2 separate regions of the Homo sapiens genome follow, and region 2 is linked to region 1. A link is an interaction called in ENCODE POLR2A ChIA-PET data of the cell type or tissue named here. Cell type or tissue: OCI-LY7. All regions are shown on one strand.

Region 1 (2,500 bases):
CTATTACCTGAATTGGGTCTAGGTTCACACTGTGGCTCGTCATTAAGGAGATATGTGGCCTTGGGCAAGTTACTAAAGCTTTCTAAGCTATAGTTTTCCTCATCTATAAATCAGGTCCTAATAATACTTATCTTACAGTGTTTTTGTGAGGTTCAGATGAGATACCAGCTAGAAAAGTACCTGGAATGCAGTGAGTGTTCAATTAGTGATAGCTATTAATTATAATCTGTGCTAAAGATTTCTGGACTTGTATTCCTATGTACTGCTTAGGAGCTGTGGTCCTTAGACACATGGCCCTGTCTGGCTGAGCTTCAAATAAAGAACCCCGCTAAGAAAGCTCACCATGCTGAAGGCAGTTATGGTGAGGGTAAATACACTTGGGTACCAAGAGCACTCTGGAAATATGCAGTGGGTGATTAAATATGCCAGTGTCCTATTTCTTAATTTACATTATGACACCTGTCATCAGAAACACTTTTTAAATTTACATTACACAAAATGAATCTAGTCCTTCTTCACCACGCCAAAGTTAGGATTTGCTATCTATCCCCAAGGATGATATTCCAGGCTTGTTCCCAATATGTCTTATTTTTTTGCTTATCTTTTCTCATGTAATGTAGAAAGTAGCCTCCTCTTCTCAGAGGGTAAATACAAGGGTCAATCCCTGATTTACTCTAGGTTCTTGGTGGAGAACATACATACTGGATAGAGAAGAAACCCCTTCTCACCTTCTTGCCCTCAATAACCATGAAGATGCATCCTACCACCGTCAGGGCAATCATTAGATAGCTGATCTTCACTCGCATCTTGTTCTTTGCAGCATCAAGCATCTCCAACCTAGTAATACAATGAGATCATGAGAGAAAGTTATTAACTTTTCCCTTTCTGAAGTTGCTCAGGATAAAAGGCTGTGTATAAATTCAAAATGTAGTAGTGTCTATAAATATAAATAGGGAGACCTAGAGATCTCTTTAAAAAGGGCCTAGAGATCTCATAGGACTTTGGGGAGGATGAGGCATTTTTCGTAACTCATTTATGTATAAAATACAGGATAGCACACAATTAAGTACAAAAGAAGAAAACAAAAAGAGAAGTCAAGAACAAAGCCAAAAAAAAAAAATGGGCAAGGCATATTAATCTACACTTGCTATGGTGGACCCCAATTTTGGCTCTCAGGTTTCCAAGCAGCCTATAAATGCTAGAAGTGAAACAGTCATTTCTCCCTGAGGTTCTTAAGAAGACATTATGTGATGTAGTCATCGTCTGAAAACATCTCGACAACAGATACTACAATAAGCTTCATATGTTTCAACACAAAGCACAATTCAGAATGATCAAACATTGGAGAAAGTTAACCAATGTGCTCCATATACCCAGCTTTTTGCTCTCTGTCTTGAACCCAGAATAGATTTGAGAATATCTAAAATAGTAGGAAGATCCTTTAAGCAATGCTCCTCAATATTTATCTTTTTAAACAAATGTTTTGCTAAAATTGAGTGACAGTGAACTTGATATTGTGGTCTTTGGCAAGTGCCAAAGTGCAGCTCTTCTAACCTATCTACTGAATACAGACCCATGTGCCTTAAAAAAAAGTTGATGGTTGGTTCATCATTCTTGTGTGAAACCTAAGAGGCTTAATATAGAAGAGTCTAAAGGCCAATCTACCTTGGTGATTTTGCAAGTAGGCAGTGAGTCATGGTTCTATTTTTAATTTACTTTATTTAAAGAGATGGGGTCTCACCATGTTGCTGACTCAAAATCTTAGACTGAAGCGATCCTCCTGCCTCAGCCTCCTGAGCAGCCGGGGCTATAGGCATGCATTGCCACACCTGGTGGTCACGATTCTGTTACCTCGGTGTCTGGCAGAACCTCAAGGCAGGGGATGTGGAGCCCTTATGGGGCCCAGGATTAACTTATGGCCTTCTCAGTAGATGTGTAAATAGGAAGTGATTATCTCTAGATGATGGGATTGAAGTGCTTTCTTTCCCCTGAGATATTTAACATATATTACTTTTAAAATTGGGGAGGGGAGTACTTTAAAAATGCTTGGAAGGAGGCAAAGAGTCTGGGATGTTGCAGGTGGAAGGAGGAAGATGATGAAGCCATGTACAATGTGATGTAGGAGCTGGGACCTGTGAGGCAGCATGTGGACGGGGTTCTCCAGGCACTTAAGCTGGGCCTGCAGGCTGGCAGGAACCCAAGACAACTGCTAAGGACTGTCAAATTGGTCAGTTAGGAGCACCTGAGATTCCACTAACCACAAACTGACTTCCCATGTTGACGGTATTTTATGGGATTTGAAGTGCCATGATCCTCATGAAAAGTAATCCATTCCATAGGGAGTAATAGGAATGGGCAAGTTAAGCAGTGCCTGTTCAGAACTACCAGCACAAGGACAAATGGCTGCCCAGGCCCAGAAAAGACCCTTCCAGAGTGATTCGTGAGGTAGTATTTTGGGCCTGAGGGGATCTTGGAACCAACTATTAGGCAGACTGAGGAA
Region 2 (2,500 bases), 340 kb after region 1:
AATTCTCCAGAAGAGCTGGAAATCTAAACTTATGTGAATTCTCCAGACTTTTGAAATATTGGCAATTAATTATGATTAAGGTTTTTGTTTTGTTTTGTTGTTTTGATGACTCTCTGTCTATGGACCATTTTTAGTCCACCAGCTTTTACTTTTCAATCTCTGGCTTTTACCTTTATCGTATGGTTGCCAAAAATTGTTTTGGACATGGCTCAACACAGCTCTCTCCAAGCTCAAATCTTTTCATCCACAAATGTTTCTTGCTGCTAGAAGTAATGTCTTCCTTCCCTGATCTGCCATAATATATAGCATGGTTGTTCATAGCTTGGCTCTGGGATCAGACTGGCATTTGGAATCCTGGTTGTGTTGTCAGCTATGTAACTAAGAGAGACTCAGTTTTCACTTATGGAAAATCAGGGATAATACTACTTACCTCCTGCAGTTATGATGATTAAATGAGATCATATATGATACAATATAGTTTGCCATAATTCCTTTTAGAGGCTAAGACATATTAGCTATGGTGATATCTCTTCCCATAGAAGCTTCTAAACAGGATTTCTATCTGATTCATCTTCATCTTTCCAACATTAAATAAAACTTTATTGAATAAATTAATAGTCAAATAGTTTCAGCCCCCTACTTTCTCGCTCTGACTCACTAAAGCCTGGGCCCCAATATAATAGTCCTAAAATATTCCATTTACAATTTTCTCACTCTCTCCTGAACCTCTGATGCATTAACAGAGGTCAGAGGTAAAACTGGTGATTTATACCAAACCAGCCCCTCCAGATATTGAGCTATTATATAAATATTAGGATTTCACTGGTAAGTTTGTCTTTCTGGCTCCTCTTGAAATATAAGACTTGGCTGTTCTGAACCACATCCTTATACACAGGACAACAGAGTGGTGACCAGAAGCACTTCTTGAAATGGGGCTCGCCTGTGGACATACACAGCTTCTGCCATTCATACGTCATGGAGCTGTACGTAAACCACAGGCCTGCATCACTCACTTCTGTCATCTGAGGATCTATGTTGGCCATTTGCAGCATACGGGCTGTACCTCACTACTAGATTACTTTTCAACTTGATTTCATCCTGCTCAGCAGAGCAATGTAATTGTACTGAAGATCTGGCAATTTTAGTCAAAGAAATAACCCTATTTCCATAATCCCATCAATCAAGAGGTAACTACTATGACTATCTTATTTTTTACTATGCTATCTTATTTTTATGCTTTTTTTTTTTCCTCTTGGTGCTCCCCCTTGCTCCAGCATCATCCCCACCTTAGGAGCAGCTACCCTTCGTTGTCCTGCTTTGTCAACCCTGTGTCACAACTGTCTGGTCTGGATGGTGCAGAGGCATGGTTTATGCACTGCCTCAAAAGCTGCCTGTGAAAAGACACTTTCCCTTCCCCTTTCTCTCTTGTTTGGCTGATTCATCTGTCCTTGGATGGTTTTGCATGAGCTGACTTTTTGGAGTTGTTGGGCAGCTCCTGATCCAAGATTAAAGGACATTACTTTGTTTGTTTGTTTTGTAAACCAATATTTATGCCAAGATTTTTCTGTGCAAATATATTCTCAATTAAAACACCGGCTTCTCAATTCCTGATATGGAGCTTTCTTTCTAAAATTCTTCCTAGGCCAGGTGCGGTGGGTCACACCTATAATACAGCACTTTAGAAGGCCAAGGTGGGCAGATCACTTGAGGTCAGGAGTTTGAGACCAGCCCCATGATGAAACTGTGTCTCTACTAAAAATACAAGAAAATTAGCTGGGTGTGGTGGCGTGTCCTGAACCCGGGAGGTGAAGGCTGCAGTGAACTGAGATTGCACTACTGCACTCCAGCCTAGGTGACAACGTGAGTGAGACTCTGTCTTTAAAAAAAAAAAAAAAAAAATCTTTCTATGTACTTACTTAGTTTTAGGAACCATTTACCAAAATAAAACACACATTCTGTGGATTATTTTCTTTACAATTCTGTATGTAGCCTTATGTTGTCTTCTCTCATTAAGGAGTCATTATTAACTTCATTTTTAACTTACTTACCTATTCTTCTACTTATTTAGGTTGATTCTTATTTTTCATTACATTAAATAATGTAATAAACATTTTGGTGCACAAATATGTTTCCGTAGCTCTTGTTATTTAACTAGCTAGATCCCTAGAGGTGAAATTATTAAAGCAAGATATATAAACATTTTTATAATTAAAAAATGGTAGTTTATATATCTTCTAGAATTAGAAGTGTAAGTTTGAATACAGTTCATGATTACTAATGAGCAAAAAAATCTTTGTAAATGAAAAGCAAACTTAAAATATTTGAAGTCCAGAAAGCGAAAAAGAAAGTTTTCATAGACAACTTCATGAAAGCACTTACGTGATTACAGTTATAGAATAGAATTTTATTTTAATGATTTTGGCACCCTACCTTACATAAAATTTATTTTAGGCAGCTTTGTTGCTTGACTTTCACCTGATTCAACTGCATTTGGCATGCC

The links. Peaks named below come from ENCODE experiments on the same cell type or tissue, not always from the same donor. Only the 100,000 strongest peaks of a DNase experiment are listed, where the experiment ranks them.
Region 2: POLR2A ChIA-PET joins it to region 1 with 6 read pairs; 2 of 35 experiments call an interaction of 5 or more read pairs at or near these places.

The regions. Positions count from the first base shown.
Region 1 is chr3:122,405,618-122,408,117 of GRCh38, reverse strand. FAM162A (family with sequence similarity 162 member A) reads right to left here. Exons shown (of 5, transcript NM_014367.4): 4 at 729-837. Among named protein-coding and RNA genes, the nearest start is that of WDR5B, 9.2 kb to the left of the region's middle. RefSeq lists an enhancer at 1,609-1,658. In OCI-LY7, no CTCF peak of the experiment used is centred here; no DNase peak of the experiment used is centred here.
Region 2 is chr3:122,062,992-122,065,491 of GRCh38, reverse strand. All of the region lies in intron 1 of CD86 (CD86 molecule), which reads right to left. Among named protein-coding and RNA genes, the nearest start is that of CD86, 8.9 kb to the right of the region's middle. In OCI-LY7, no CTCF peak of the experiment used is centred here; a DNase peak (open chromatin) is centred at 1,381; H3K4me3 peaks cover 341 bases; H3K27ac peaks cover 1,043 bases.